Linked DNA regions of Homo sapiens: region 1 is linked to region 2. Evidence: read pairs that join two places in POLR2A ChIA-PET (ENCODE). Cell type or tissue: GM12878. All regions are shown on one strand. Each heading gives the region's core, and the rest is flanking DNA. Links, peaks and the distances in the headings are about the cores only. Region 1 overlaps SFMBT1 (Scm like with four mbt domains 1). Region 2 holds the start of LOC124906240 (a long non-coding RNA gene).

Region 1 (8,184 bases), core at 1,518-6,517, 150 kb after region 2:
GGCTGAGGTGGGAGGATCACTTGCAAGGTTGGGGCTACAGTGAGCAGTGATCACATCACTGCACTCCAGCCTGGGCTGTTAGAGACCCCATCCTCCCAAAAATAAAGTTCTGACACATACTACAACATTGATAAACAATGAAGACATTATGCTAAGAGAAATAAGCCCGTCACAAAAGACAAATGGATACCTACAGTAGTCAAATTCATAGAAACAGAAAATTAAATGGTGGGTGCTAGGGGCTAGGGAAACTGGGGAATGGGGAGTTACTGTTGAACAGGTATACCTTTCCATTTGGAAAGATAAGGAGATGGATGGCAGTGATTACTGCCCAACAATGTGAATGTACTTAATGCCAATAAACTATACACTTAAAAATTGTTAAAACGGCCTGTAATCCCAGCTACTCAGGGGGCTGAAGCAAGAGAACCGCTTGATCCCAGGAGTTCAAGACTGTAGTGTACATGATTGTGCCTGTGAATAGCCACTGCACTCCAGCCTGGGCAATGCTGCAAGACCCCACCGCTTTAAAAAAGGTGAAAGTGGTAAATTTTACATTATGGACATTTTACCACAATAAAAAATTAAAAACATATTGAACATTAACATTTATTAAATATTTATGCTAGGCACATGATTGTTTGTTGTAGTCTTTTCCATAGTTTTAATGTATTTGAAATGTTTTCATTAGAAATACAAGCCAATAATAAAGACAGCTTTGAGGGCAACTTGAAAGTACAGGCCAGCAGAAAGTCAATTTACATTACTAAAACTTAACAAGGCTGGGCATTCGTGGCCCTTAGCAAGGACTCTAGGTCCTTAAATAGCATGTTAATTTAAAAATAAAAAATAAGTAACAATTAAAATGATGAATCACTCAACTAAAATCTCTCACACAATGCTGAGAAGAAACAAGACTAATGATGTGATGAGATGATGAGCAAGATATATGAGAGTTTATTAAAGAAATAAATGCATAATCCTTAAATATATGAAAATGTGCAAATTTTGTTTTAAGAGAAATGCAAATTAAAACGACAGAGATATCAGATTGAAAAGAATTCCAAAGTGTGACAAGCCTCAATGGTGAGGCTGTAAACAGGTAAAGCATAATGACACAACCTCTGTGGAAGAAAACTTGGCAATATCCAACAAAATTACATATGTATTTACCTTTTGATCCAGCAATCCCACTTCTAGGAATCTATCCCAAAGATATGCTGGCAAAAATACAAAAAGACATTTGTACAAAGCCATTCATTGTAGCACTATTTGTAATACCAAGACTGGAAATAACCCTGACGTCCATCAATAAGGAAATGGTTGAATAAATATGGTATATGTATTCAGTACAGGTTGCTGTAAAGCAATGAGAACAATCTCTATATACTGATGTGGAATAATCTCCAAAATATACTGTTAAGAGTAACCACACTACCAAACAGTATTTTTTTTTGTATCCCTATTTTTTGTATAAGATGGGAGAGAGGCCAGGCGCAGTGGCTCATGCCTATAATACTAGCACTTTGGGAGGCCGAGGTGGGTGGATCACATGAGGCCAGGAGTTTGAGAGGAGCCTGGCCAACATGATGAAACCCCATCTCTACTAAAAATACAAAAATTAGCCAGGTGCATGGTGGCACGTGCCTGTAATCCCAGCTACTCAGGAGGCTAAGGCATGAGAATCGTTTGAACCCAGAGGCAGGGGTTGCAGTGAGCCGAGGTTGTGCCACTGCACTACAGCCTGGGTGACAGAGCAAGGCTCCCTGTCTCAAAAAAAAAAAAAAAAGGAGAGGGAGATGTGAGTATGAGGATATATGTATATACACTCACATATATTAGTTTATATTTTTAAAAATGAACAACAGGAGAATAAATTAAAAAGTAATAAAACTGGCTATATATATGGAAAAAGAGAAAGAATTAGTAATATCAGGTTGAAGTTATTTTATTTTATTTTATTTTATTTTATTTTTGAGATGGAGTTTCACTCTGTCACCCAGGCTGGAATGTGGTGGTGCGATCTCGGCTCACTGCAACCTCCACCTCCTGGGTACAAGAGGTTCTCTTGCCTCAGCCTTCCTAGCAGCTGGGATTACAGGCGCATACCACCATGCCCAGCTGATTTTTTGTATTTTTAGTAGAGATGGGGTTTTACCATGTTGGCCAGGCTGGTCTCAAATCCCTGACCTCAGGTGGTCCGCCCGCCTCGCCCTTCCAAAGTGCTGGGATTACAGGCATGACCCACCGCCCGGCCAATTTTGACTTTAGAAATATGCAGGCTCATTATACAATTTAGAAACAATTAAATTGAAATTAAAAAAATTCTATAAATTTCAAATAAACTGAAACACATGAGCTAACTGTTGGTGGGAAAACCACAAGAAAACAGGATTCCTTTAAGTAATGTTATTTATTTTTATTTGTTTTTGAGACAGGGTCTTGCTCTGTCACCCAGGCTGGAGTGCTGTGGTGCAATAAAAGCTCTCTGAAGCCTCAACCACCCTGGCTCAAGCAATCTTCCCACCTCAGACTCCCAAGTAGCTGGGACTACAGGTACATGCCACTGCACCTGGCTAATTTTTTTTTTTCTTTTTGGTAGAGACAGGGTCTCCCTATGTTGCCCAGACTGGTCTTGAACCCCTGGGCTCAAGCAATCCTCCTGCCTTTGCCTCCCAAAGTGCTGGATTACAGGCGTGAGCCACCGGGTCTGGCCTATGCCATATTAAAATACAATACTCTGACTATAAACACCAGTGGAATATATTTAAAAGCAAAAACTATAAAGAAATCTTAAACTGCACACTGTGGTTGATATCTAAAATGTTGGTATTATTATTTTAAAATAATTAGAGGACTTCTATAGGATAAAAACAAAGAATAATATTACCATCATTAGCAAACAAGACATTTCTAAAAGGGAAGAGATACAAGCATAAAATCAAAGAAGAAAAAACTTTGTAACCCTGTTTTATTTTTGTTTGTTTGTTTTGTTTTTTTGAGATAGAGTTTCCCTATATTGCCCCAGCTGGCCTTGAATTCCCAGGCTCAAGCCACCTCAGCCTCCCAAGTAGCAGGACTACAAGTGCATGCCACTGTGCCCAGCTAAAACCCTGTACTTTTAAATTTACATTGTAAGTATCAATGTAAAACCATTATTTTCTTTACTTTTCAAAAGATGTGTATTTTCATGGCTGGGCATGGTGGCTCACACCTGTAAATCCCAGCAATTTGGGAGGCTGAGGCAGGAAGATCACTTGAAGCCAGGAGTTTGAAACCAGCCTGGGCAACATAACATAGCAAGACCCCATCTCTACAAAAATTAAAAAATTGCTGGGGATGATGGCATGTGCCTGTGTTCCCAGCTACTTGGGAGGCTGAGGTGGGAAGATCACCTGAACTTAGGAGTTTGAGGCTGCAGTGAGCCATGATCATGCCACTGTACTCCACCCTGGGTGACAAAGCAAGATTTTGTCTCTAAAAAATAGAAAATAATTTTAAATGTGTATTTTCTAGCTATGTCTGTAAGTAAGGCCTAGAATAAATGACAACCTAGTATCAAATTAGCACTCCAGCACCCAGATTGTGGTCTCTAAATATCATACCTACTTTAAAGAAAAAAAAAGCTCCTCAGAGAAACAGCGGATTGCAAGTTTGGGGGGCAGGATATGTTCAGGAGGTACTTGGGAATCTTACTGGTCCAGAAAGCAAGGACTAACTGTATCAAAGGTACATGACGTCACATCAGAAGAACACAGGAACCAGTCTGAAACAACTCTTGCTGCTCTAGAATTTGATCATCAAATGAATGATGACAGCAATACATTCAAACTCATCAAATGTATACATATACATATACGTACTTAAATACATGAGTTAATAATATTTAACACAAAGGAAAAATCAACTTCTGAAATGGCAGAATGATTATTGCAGTGAACCCACTCTCCCATAAAAGAACCAAAGGACTGGCTAACCAATGAAAATCATCATTTCAAAGTCCTAAAATTAACCAAAGGCAGAGAACAAGCTAAAAAGCATCAATTCAAGATAAGCCACTAAACCTCAGTTAGAAGAGCAAAATGCGACATTTTAGGTTGAGACTATTCCCTTCCCTCTTCCTTCTCCAGCTCAAAAATAAAATTTTAGAGCTGAAAATAACCCAATTAATTAAAAAAAAACCCTCTATGGATAAGTTCAACAGCAGAATGAAGCAGACAAGAAAGAATGAGTAAAATTGAAGACAAAACAACAGAAAAAACCCAATCTAAACAACAGAGAGAAAACATTAAAAAAAAAAATGAAGAGAGTCTGAGGGACCTGTGGGACAATAAGATAAGCTTAAACCCAAAAAATATATACACCAGACTCAAACTTCCAAAAACTAAAGGCAAAAAAAAAAAAAATCTTAAAATTAACAACAGAGAAACCTCTCTTTTAAAGCAAAGCGTTGCGGGTGGGAGGTGGGAGAGTGTCCAATGACAGCAGATTTCTCATCAGAAACCATGGAGGCCAGAAAGAAGTAGCACAATTATTTTCTGAGAGCTGAAAGAAATGAGCTTTCAACCCAGGATTCCATATCCAGCAAAAATATCCCTCAACAATGAATGGGGAAATCAACATATTCTCAAATGAAATGAAATGAAGACAATCTGTCACTACTAGACCTCCTTTAAAAAAAAGACTAACGGCCGGGTGCGGTGGCTCAGGCCTGTAATCCTAGCACTTTGGGAGGCCGAGGCGGGCAGATCACAAGGTCAGGAGATCGCGACCATCCTGGCTAACACGGTGAAACCCCGTCTCTACCAAAAATACAAAAAATTAGCCGGGCGTGGTAGCAGGCACCTGTAGTCCCAGCTACTCGGGAGGCTGAGGCAGGAGAATGGCGTGAACCCGGGAGGCGGAGCTTGCAGTGAGCCGAGATCCCGCCACTGCACTCCAGCCTGAGCGACAGAGCAAGACTCCGTTTCAAAAAAAAAAAAAAAAAAAAAATAGGACTAAAGCCGGCGCGGTGGCTCACGCCTGTAATTCCAGCACTTTGGGAGGCCGAGGCGGGCGGATCACGAGGTCAGGAAATCGAGACCATCCTGGCTAACAGGGTGAAACCCCGTCTCTACTAAAAATACAAAAAATTTGCCGGGCGTGGTGGCGGGCGCCTGTAGTCCCAGCTACTCGGGAGGCTGAGGCAGGAGAATGGCGTGAACCCGGGAGGCAAAGCTTGCAGTGAGCCGAGCCGAGATGGCGCCACTGCACTGCAGCCTGGGCGACAGAGCAAGACTCCCGTCTCAAAAGAAAAAAAAAAGGACTAAAGCCGGCGCGGTGGCTCACGCCTGTAATCCCAGAACTTTGGGAGGCCGAGACAGGTGGATCACAGGGTCAGGAGATCGAGACCATCCTGGCTAACACAGTGAAACCCCGTCTCTACTAAAAATACAAAAAGTTAGCCAAGCGTGGTGGTGGGCGCCTGTAGTCCCAGATACTTGGGAGGCTGAGGCAGGAGAATGGTGTGAACCCAGGAGGCGGAGCTTGCAGTGAGCCGAGATCACGCCACTGCACTCCAGCCTGGGTGACAGAGCGAGACTCAGTCTCAAAAAAAAAAAAAAAAAAAAAAAGACTAAAGAAAATTCTCTAAATAGAAATGAAGTGACAAAAGAGAGAATCTTGGAAAATCAGGAAAAGAATAAATGACAACATAAAGAGTAAAAATACTGAAAAATATAATAAATTTTCCTTCTCTCAAGTGTTCTAAATTATATGTTTGACAGTTTAAACAAAAATGTTAAGCATGTCTGATGTGGTTCTCAAAATATGTAGAGAAAATATTTAAGGCAATTATAAATAAAAGAGGGTAAAGAGAAGTAAAAGTAGGTAAGATTTCTATACTTCACTTTAATAAAATGAAGATTGTGATAAGTTATATATATATATATATACTATAATACCTAAAGTAACCACCAATAAGTGCTACAAGAGGATATACTCAAAAACACTACAAATCAAAATGGAATTCTAAAAAAAAGTTCAAGTAACCCACAGGAAAGCAGAGGGAAAAAAAGAACACAGGAGCCAGTCTGAAAGAAATCTCACTGCTCTAGAGAAACAAACAAACAAAAGCAGAAAAAATAAATAAGCAAAAAAGGCAGACTTGAATCCAAACATATCAATAATTACATTAAGTATAAATGGTATACATACATCCTATAAGGCCAAAATTTTTAAAAATTAGTGTATGCTGTGTCAAGAACCTTATTTCAAATATAATTATACAGGCATGTTGAAAAGAAAAGGATGAAAAAGATATACCATGCAAATGTTAATAAAAGAAAGCTGGAATAGGTAAATCCTAGAGACAGAAAGTAGATTATGGATGTCAGAGTCTGGGTGGAAAAGGAAATGATGGCTAATGGTTTGTTGTGATGGAATGTTCTGGAATTAGATAGCAGTGATGGTTGGAAAACTTTGTGAATAGACTAAAAACCTCTGAATTATGTACTCTAAAAGGGTTGATTTTATGGTATGTGTATTGCATCTCAAAAAACATATTTCAATAAAGTTTTTTGAAAAACCTCAACAAAAAAACCAATCTTTATTAATTAAAAATAAACCAATTGATAATGAGCCAAAGACATGAAGAGACATTTCACTGACGAGGATATGCAGATGCCAAGTAGGAACATGTAAAGATGTTCAATATCACTGGCGGCCATGAGGGAGGTACAAATTAACACCAGGATGAGCTGTCACTACCCACCTATCAGAATGGCTTAAACAAAAGTAATGACAACACCAGATAGCAGTGAGGATGTAGAGAAACTAGAACTCTCATATACTGCTGGTGAGAATGTAAAATGGCACAGCCACTCTGGAGCATAATTTTGCAGTTTTCTTTACTAAATATGATCTAGTGATTGTGCTGCTGGGTATGTACCCCAGAAAAATAAAGTATTATATACACAATTGTTAATAGCAACTTATGTGTTGGTAAGAGCCAAAAACTGGAAACAACCAAAATGTACTACAATAGATGAATGGTTAACCAAACTGCAGTACATTCATGACTGCTCCTCCACAATAAAAAGGAACAAACTGTCAATATACGCGAGAGCTTGGATGGATGTCAAGGGCATTATTAAAGCCCATCTCAAAAAGCCATGTACTGTGTTATTCTATTTATGTAACATTCTTTAAATGACAAAATTACAGAGATGGAGAACAAATTAACAGTTGCCTGGGATTAGGGAAAGTCAGGGGAAGGAGGATAGGTGTGGGAGCTCTTTGTGGTGATGGAATAGTTCTGTATTTTGACTGAGGGGATGGTTCCAGGAATCTACACATGTGACAAAATGACATAGAATTGCACATTCTTTATACTAACATCAATTTCCTCAGTTTTATATCATATTATAGTAACTAATGAGAGAAACTGGGTGAAAGGAACATGAAATATGTCAGTAAGTACTATCTTTGCAAACTCCTGTGAATGCATAATTACTTCAAAATAACTAGAAAGTAATCATCAAAATTTTAATGCTATTTTAAAAAAGAAGTCTGTTCAAAACAGTTTCTTTTTTTTTTTTTTTTTGAGAAGGAGTCTCGCTCTGTTGCACAGGCTGGAGTGCAGTGGCGCGATCCTGGCTCACTGCAAGCTCTGCCTCCTGGGTTCACACCATTCTCCTGCCCGAGTAGCTGGGACTACAGGCACCCGTCACCACACCCAGCTAATTGTTTGTATTTTGTTTAGTAGAGACGGGGTTTCACCGTGTTAGCCAGGATGGTCTCGATCTCCTGACCTCGTGATCTGCCCACCTCGGCCTCCCAAAGTGTTATGATTACAGGTATGAGCCACCGCGCCCGGCCTTGTTCATAACAGTTTCTTATTTTTTCAGCAAACATTATTAGTAGCCCCTAGTGCCAGGTTCTCTGAGAGGTACAGAAGATGGCAATGAAAAACAACTTAAGACTTCAAAGAGCTTCCAGTTCAGTGGTAGAGAAACAGACAATATAACACAGGCAAGTAATATAATTGTGCATCCTAGAGAATAAATTCTGAGAATAAAACCAATACCTGCATCAAGCTGCTGCTCCCCGTTCATTTCCACAGCATATAGGCAGGCTATATCCTCCCAAAACAAAGGAAAGGCCTATGGTTCTGCTAGGATCTGAAGATTACTTGCAGGTTTCAAG
Region 2 (8,184 bases), core at 1,218-6,217:
AGCTACCTATTCATCATTCAACTATGCATCCATCCACCCATCCATCCTTTCTGTCCATCTCTCCATTTGTCCATCCTTCCATCCATCCATCCAACCATCAATTCACCCACCCATCCACCCACGTACCCATCCATCAATTCAGCAGATAAACCCAATACCTTGGGCCAGGATCTGGGGGTACAGTTGAGTAATCCAGTTCCTATTTTCATGAGTGCTCAAGTTTGTCTTCAGCTGGGCCAGGCATCTCTGGGATCCTCTGATTGTACCTTATGATGACCACTTGGTGTATCCTCCCAATGAGTCTGTGGTGGGGTAGAGGGTCAGAGAGAGGTTCCTGGACGAGGGGCTCTAAGACCTCTCCAGTGTGGATAACCCTCTCCCACCTGGACAACTGCAATTGCCACTTCCTGAGTCTCCCTGCCCCCTCTATTGCTTCCCATAGAGAGCTTTTTATAGAGCAGATGTGATCACCACTCGCTGACTAAATCCCTACAAATGACATCTTCCATCCTTTGCTCTTGGAACCATGACAGAAGTCCCTCCTATGGCCTCTTCAGCTTCCCCTCATACACCAGGTGCTTCCCTTACTTTCTGGGTTCCAGACACACAGGCTGCTCTCAACTGTGCAAACATAAGCTCTCCTGCCCACATCCTCTGCCTCTGCTGTTCTGCCTGGGGGTGGGGAGGGGGTAAGGGCATGCTGGGCAGACAGTACCCCATCAGAAGACGCGGTGAGTGGCTTTGCCTGATGTCAGAGTAGGGGGCACAATAGGACTGGAGGAGGTTGGAATCAGACTGGGGAGTGCCACAAATGTCAGTGGGGCATGGCATGTGGCCTTGGGGACATGAAAGGAAGTTGTCCTGCCTCCCAGTGCAGGGGTCCCTGGAGAGAGGACTAGAGGCCACGAAGGGCAGTCCAGGGGCAAATGTTTGTCGTCAGAAGAGCCCCCCAGGTGGCTACAGGATGCTAACGGCAGACTGGTGCCTGTTGTTGCTCTAGGGAAGGGGCCACATAGACATGGCTCCCATCTTGAAGGCCTCCTCATAGCCCCAGGGTGAATGTGGCAGAAGGCCAGGCTGGACTGGCTAAAAGGGCCCAGGCCTGAGAAAGGAACCCTCCATGGTGGGCAAGTCCCACCATTCTGTTGAAGCCTGGGTTGGTTGAGGAGCCATATGGCTATTATTATTATTATTATTTTTCTTGAGATGGGGTCTCGCTCCCATCACCCAGGCTGCAGTGGTGCAGTGGTATGATCACCGCTCACTGCAGCCTCGAATTCTCAGGCTCAGGTGATCCTCCCACTTCAGCCTCCAGAATAGCGGGGACTACAGGCATGGGCAATCACACCCGGCTAATTTTTTATTTTTTGCAGAGACAGGGTTTTGCCATGTTGTTCAGGCTGGTCTCGAACTCCTGGGCTCAAGCGATCTGCCCACCTCAGCCTCCCAAAGTGCTGGGATTATAGGTGTGAGCCACTGCCCCCAGCCCACATAGCTTTAAAACAGTCATCTTGAGGTCAGTTTCCACATCTATGCAGTGGGGAGAAGGATCCTGCCATGCGAAGGATGTGAAAAGGCGTCCTCGTTATGGTTTCTGGTCGTCCTCAGGTGTCTCCAGAAGGACAGCTCCAGGTAGTAGCCATGTGAACAGGTTGGGAGGCAGGAGTCGGCTGCCCTCAACCCATAGGCCGGGAGGCCATCTATGTGGGCAAAAGCTAGGTGGACTCTGCCTTCTCCCCATTCCACGTCACCCTGGTCCCTCCTGTCCCTGCCTGGCCCTCCCTCCCCTTTCACGGTAGAAGCCACGCTCTGTGGTGAGGTGTGCACCACCTGTGCTGGCCCGGTCCCCCTCCCCTTCCACCTCATCCAACAGCATCTCCTTCCATCATCTTCCCCAAACTTAGCACACAGTGTCCTGGCTCTAGGCCTGGGCGCATGCTGTTCCCACCACCTGCTGTTCTTGCTCTCCTTTTCCACTGGGCTAACTTCTCTCCATTTTTCAAATCTCAGCTCCCACATTACCTGCAGAAAGCTTTCCCTGCCACCCCCAGGCTTCCTGGTCATCCCCATGTCTCCCTCTGGGCTCCTGCAGCACCTGGCTATTTTCTGGGTGGCAGTTATCACCACAGGCATTGTGTCTGCCATGGTGCCCAATGTGCCCACAGTACTCAGCCCAGGGCCTGGCATAAGCTGGAAAGCACTTGCTGGATGAAAGAGTGAAGAACATGGGCCTATTTCCAACTGTCACAGAAAACACCTGCCCCGCAGGTGCTGGCAGGGCCAGAAAATCAACTGTGACTCCTCTGCTGTTGCACAAATTCAGCAGCCAGTCCAGGGGGTCATGTCCCAGAAGGGTAAGCTCGGGGTGGCACTCCTCTCTCATCCCTGTATGTCAGGGCCACCCCCACAGCAAGTCCCTCTGAGCTACTCTCATGTCACACAGCCCTGGCCCGAGCCCCCTGGAATAGCCTTTACAAAGCGACTCTGCCTGAGATCCCTATCTGCCAAGGAGGCTCGATGGGGAGGCAGCAATGCAGGGAGGAGCGTTTCCGTGTGTTGGGCAAACCTGCTGCTGGTGACCCCTCCCACCAGCCAGTACTTTGACCCTTTTAGAAAGACCCATCCAGCAAATATCCTCTTCTAGCTCAAGACCGGGGAAAGGATGTCTCCCTGATGATCTGGTGTTTTTTAGCAAGCAAATGAGCTCAGTTTCTTCTTTACATTGGCTTCCAGGAAGCTCATAGCAAAGCCTTGTGCTCCATCACTGCTGCAGCTTTCCCTACCCTGATGTCCCTGAGTTCACTATCCTTCTGCTTGGCTCTTTTATCCTTATACTCAGATTTTGGTTTCTTCCTCTTTAAGTTTTGTATTGGTAAGCCATAGACTCATATCCTTTTTTCAGAAGTAGGTGGGGTAATAGTAATTTTTGTTTCTTCTCTGAGACAGGGTCTTGCTCTGTTGCCCAGGCTGGAATGCAGTGGCATGATCATGGCTCTCTGCAGCCATGACCTCCCAGGCTCAAGCGATCCTCCAACCTCAGTCTCCCAAGTAGCTGTGACTACAGGCATGCACCACCATGCCAGCTAATTTTTGTAATTTTCGTAGAGATGGGGTTTCGTCACGTTGCCCAGGCTGGCCTCAAATTCTGGGACTCAATCAATCCTCCGGCCTTGGCCTCTCAAAGTGCTGGGATTACAGGTGTGAGCCACTGCACCCAGCCGTAAATTTTTTAAAGTATATGTTGCCCGTACAGGAATTGGTGGAATCTTTGGGGTGCCTAACCCTGGGGCAAGAACAGGAAAGGAGACCCTCAAGCACAGGATTCAGAGTTGGGACCCAGATCAGCCCCATTAGACTAGAGGTTCCTGGAAACAGGCCCTATTTCCCTGCTGCACCTGGGGCCTCGCCTCTGTGTCTCCTTCAAAGATCCAGTGCTTCCTTACAAGCCAATGAGCAGACAGGCCTGCTCCTCAGCACAGGTGTGAAAATCAAATTGTGTAAAGCAAATCCCATTGCAGAGAAGTCCAAAAGCTCACTGAGAAAGTTTAGGAGTTGGACTAGAAAGAATTCCAACCCAGTTCACTCTATTTTTTTTTTTTTTTTTTTTGTAGTCAAAACTGGTCCAAGAGACCATGAAGCAGACTGAACCTCTGCTCCTGGAGAATGCTCCCAGCCCTGGGCCTCTAGCTGGGGGCCACAGTGACATCTCAAATGGGTGGTTCGAGCTCAGTTTCCTTGTTTGTAAAATGAAGGGGCTGGACTGAAAGCTCAGCATGGGCCTTCCTGGCCATGGGCTCTTGAGAGCTGACAGTGGAAGCTTCTGTGTTCCACGATGCTAAGGTTCAGGATGCGAGGTTGAGGCCCTAGGATTTGGCCACATGGAACTGGAGACACCCACTTCCCAGGCTCACACCACCTTTCTTTATTTGTAATGAGTGGGACTCTTCCTCCCCATGGTGGTCCAGGCCCCAGAAGCGGCCCTGCAGTTGCAGGGGGAAGCCAAGTGTACAGGGTGGGCACAGCTCCTTCCATCAGAACTACAGCTCCACAGACCAGCAGGAAATCTCCACTCCCGGGGGCCCCTCCTGGTAATCCAGCCTGCGCTCTCTGAAATGGAAAGACAGACAGATAGGCAGGTGGTCAGCAAATCTCAGGTGTGGTGCGAAAAGAGGGAGACAGCTGGGGACAGGAACATGGAGGGCAGGGAGTCCTGGCGTCCCTTTAGAATTCCCTCCAGCATAGGCCAACAAGGCCCAGTCACCCAGAGCATTACCCTAGAGAAGCCAGTACGTGAGGTCTCCAGGGTTTAGGCTCTGGGAGTTCAGGGTGTGGACAGGGAGAGGTTCCGACTGTCCCCAACCAACCCCAGGGATCTCAGGGCCCATGTGTTTTCTGTGGGTCTGAGATGGCCATCCATCTTTTGTGGGGTCACTGAAAGCTGGCTTAGACACTTCTACAGCATCAACCTTCCACCGGACTGTGTCTAGTTCCTGGGCAAGGACAGGAGTGGGGCCCTGGAGAGCCTGGCTCCTGGCCTGCCAGTCCCCACCCCACCCCAGCTGGGCTCAGCGGTCTGCTTGTGCCAAGTCACCTGGTGGCAGAGTGGTCATTGCCCTGAACCCTCAGCGTGCGTCTGCCGTCATCTGATGCTGCTGGAGATCCCCAGAGCACCTCCTGGTAAAACTGGCCTGAGATACAAAGGGTGGATCAGTAAGGGTCAGAGACAGAGGAAGCCTGGGAGACACACGCAGGGGAGGGGCGCTGCCTGTTCCCAAGCACAGCTGGTTTCTGAGGAAGGCCTGGGCCCCGGTAATGGGCTCAGTACCAAGGGTCCCTCCAACGTGGCTGGAGAAGCGGTCAGTGTCACGCAGAAGGAGCCGGAGCCCCTCCCCACGGCCATCCCAGAACAACAGGCCGATGGTCACTTTGTCTGGGTCACTGAGCAGCAGGAGACCCGTCTTGTCCATGGTCATCTTCAGGCTGTGGAAAGACCCAGTGTCTTGAGCAGGAAGGTAGAGACGTGTGCACAGAACCTCAGTAGTCAGGGTGGGGAGTGGGCTGGGCTTCCCCTCTTGTCCAGGAAGTCACGGAGTGGCCTTGGGTGGGAAGGCCCTTAAATCTTCTGATTTCAGTTTCCTCATTGGTAAAATAGGACCAAAGTTAACTTAATGATGTCTAGTTTCCCCATCACTTTTTTTTCTTTCTCTTTTTTGGTGGGGCAGGGACAGGGTCTCACTCTGTCCCCCAGGCTGCAGTGCAGTGGTGTGATCTCAGCTCGTTGCAACCTGTGCCTCCTCGGCTCAAGTGATTCTCCCACCTCTACCTCCCAAGTAGCTGGTACTGCAGGTACATGCCACCATGTCCAGCTAATTTTATTTTTAAGAGAGACAGGGTTTCACCATGTTGCCCAGGCTGGTCTCAAACTCCTGAGCTGAAGCAATCTGCCTGCCTCAGCCTCCCAAGGTGCTGGGATTACAGGCGTGAGCCACCGCACCCGGCCTCTGGTTTTCTTAAATTCAGTTTGTCATAAATTAATTTTATATGATTGAAGGAGTTTCTCTGATGCATCCACTCTGTCCCTTTTGTTCTACAGCTGGTGCACTCTCTTTGGATGACTTGTGTTTAATCATGTGTTTAATGTCTAAAGGATAGGCCTCTTCTCATTCTGTCTCCTCAGATTTTTAGTTAAAATAACCCTTGAAATTCTTGCCTTTCTGGTGTTCTCATGAATGTTAGGTTCCTTTGAGCATGTTGAATAAGACCCTGCTGTTACTCAGAGGTTATTTGAAACAAATTTTCCCTAAACATACACTGTTCTATTGCTTCAATTCAATCTAAAATATGTGGGTTTTTTTCTTTTTTCTTTTTTTTTTTTTTTGAGACGGAGTCTCGCTCTGTCGCCCAGGCTGAAGTGCAGTGGTGCAATCTCAGCTCACTGCAACCTCCACCTCCTGGGTTCAAGCGGTTCTCCTACCTCAGCCTCCCGAGTAGCTGGGATTACAGGCGTGCCACCACACCCAGCTAATTTTTGTATTTTTAGTAGAGACGGGGTTTCACCATGTTGGCCAGGCTGGTCTCCAATTCCTGACCTTAGGTGATCCACCTGCGCTGGCCTCCCAAAGTGCTGGGATTACAGGCATGAGCCACCGTGCCCAACCTATTTTTCTTTATGTCTTCTGTAGCTCATGAAACTATTTGGACTTTCTCTCCCTACAATTAATAGGATTTTACTTCTATTTCATTTTCTAGGCATAAAAATGCTATTGATTTTGGTGAATCTACCAGATAGCAAGGAATTTTAGATCTTTTTTTTTTTTCCTTTTTTCGGAGATAGGGTCTCACTCTGTTGCCCAGGCTGGAGCGCAGTGGTGTTAACTCAGCTCACTGCAACCTCCATCTCCCAGCTTCAAGCAATTCTCAGCCTCCTGAGTAGCTGGGATTACAGGTGCCCGCCACCATACCTAGCTAGTTTTTGTATTTTTAGTAGAGACGGGGTTTCACTATGTTGGCCAGGCTAGTCTCAAACTCCTGAGCTCAGGCAATCCACCCACCTTGGCCTACCAAAGTGCTGGGATTACAGGCGTGAGCCACCACACCGGGCGTAGATCTTTTATGAAATTGGGAAGGTTTTTGGGTGAGCCCTTGGATAAGCTGGGTGTGCACTCATCTGTCAAGTGCAAGGGAGTTCCCGCAGAGGGCTTGGTGAGACAGGGCTGGACAAGGCTCTCCATACTTGGAAAAGGGTGAGCTGTGGCACAGGGTGGGGGCTTGGAGGTCACTGCCCACAGAGGACGAGGGCCTCAGCCCTTCCTGGACGCCCCTCGTGATCTGCAAAGCTGGAAGACTGTCCCTGGAAGGCCACTGTGAAGCAGTGAGCTCCCTCACCCAAAAGAGGTGGCCTTCTGCCTCCATTATTCACCAGCTGCTCAGTATTTGAGGCCACTGACTTGTGTCTCCTTAGCAAAGCTCCAAGGATACGCTAAAGAGAATGCTGGTAACATGCTGTCAACAGTGCTCTCCAGCTTCTCACTATTGTCATCAGAACATCACGTCACTATGTAGGCAGCGCTGTCCTGTGGGGTGCTTGGGGGGCACTGTATCATCTGACGGCAAAGTGCTCCCAACTACACTCTCTCATTGGGTTCTCCCCCCAGCCTTCTGACTCTGGGCCAGGATGATTAGTACTGGTTATTGGTGAAGAAACTGAGGCTCAGAGGGACTTAGCTGCCTGCCCAGGGTCACAAGGATTAGCAGCAGAGCTAGCTCCAAACCACACTGTCTCCTGCATGGGATAGTGACCTGGGTTAGGTCCCTGGGACAACTCCTCAGTGCCCTCCGGAGCTGCAGGGGTATATGGCAGGGCTCTTGTCTCTTTGCCCCTCCTGTGAGTGTAGCTGCTCCATTCTCAGGTCCATGGCCTCAGGCCACCTGCTGGTACCATCATCAGCCACTGTAGCCTGAAAGGTCAACCCCTGCCCCGGGCTCCAGCCTGGGCCTTACCCGGGCATCACTGAGAATAGCGTCTCCTTCCACTTGTACGCAGAGCTTCTTCGGTTCCGAGTCACCACCACGTGTTCAGGGGATGCGTGAACCCATACCAGGGGGTTCTTGAAGGTCACTTCGATCCATGAGAACCCAGCCTTCTCCCTCTCATACTGGCCAGTCACCTCAACCCCTGGGAGGACCAGACCAGAGAGGTCATAGCTGGGCCCCAGCCAGGTCTGACACCGACCTGCATGGGGAGTCCCCCCTGATCACACCCCCTGGAGTTCTGCAGCAGCTCCCTCCCTCATCAGGAGGGGTGCCCCTTTCTCAGCACTCCTTCACACTGGGGGCTGGCTCCCACAATCTCTCCACTTGTCCCTTGGTGTCTAAGGCTTTGGAGGGGCCCCTAAATCCTCGGCGACGGCCACCCTCAGTTGAGGCCTTTGAGAATTAACTTGTCTCCAGTCAATAAGCCTTCAGAACGCCCCATGGAGCGCCTGGCCCTGAGCTAGATGCCGCGGCCAAGGGTAAGATGGAGAATTGGTGCTCCCTGCCCTCAGGAAAGACATTCCTAGCCTGAGTGAGGAAGTGGGTGACACATGCATCTGAGGAATGAGAAAGCCATGGATGTCCCTTGGCTTTGAGCGGGGCTGGGCGGTGCGGGGGTGAGCACTGCTGAGTGGAGTGTGTCCCCATGTC

What was found. ChIA-PET counts read pairs that join two places held together with the same protein. Peaks named below come from ENCODE experiments on the same cell type or tissue, not always from the same donor. Only the 100,000 strongest peaks of a DNase experiment are listed, where the experiment ranks them.
Region 1: POLR2A ChIA-PET joins it to region 2 with 11 read pairs; 2 of 35 experiments call an interaction of 5 or more read pairs at or near these places.

What each region holds. Positions count from the first base shown.
Region 1 is chr3:52,961,036-52,969,219 of GRCh38, forward strand. SFMBT1 (Scm like with four mbt domains 1) reads right to left here. Exons shown (of 21, transcript NM_016329.4): 2 at 8,066-8,184. The coding sequence starts at 8,093. Among named protein-coding and RNA genes, the nearest start is that of STIMATE-MUSTN1, 68 kb to the left of the region's middle. In GM12878, for the core only: no CTCF peak of the experiment used is centred there; no DNase peak of the experiment used is centred there.
Region 2 is chr3:52,809,384-52,817,567 of GRCh38, forward strand. It overlaps ITIH4 (inter-alpha-trypsin inhibitor heavy chain 4), which reads right to left. Exons shown (of 24, transcript NM_002218.5): 21 at 7,501-7,675; 22 at 4,826-4,980; 23 at 4,592-4,688; 24 at 3,579-4,107. The coding sequence ends at 4,038. LOC124906240 (a long non-coding RNA gene) reads right to left here and starts at 1,237. Exons shown (of 2, transcript XR_007095911.1): 1 at 159-1,237. In GM12878, for the core only: no CTCF peak of the experiment used is centred there; no DNase peak of the experiment used is centred there.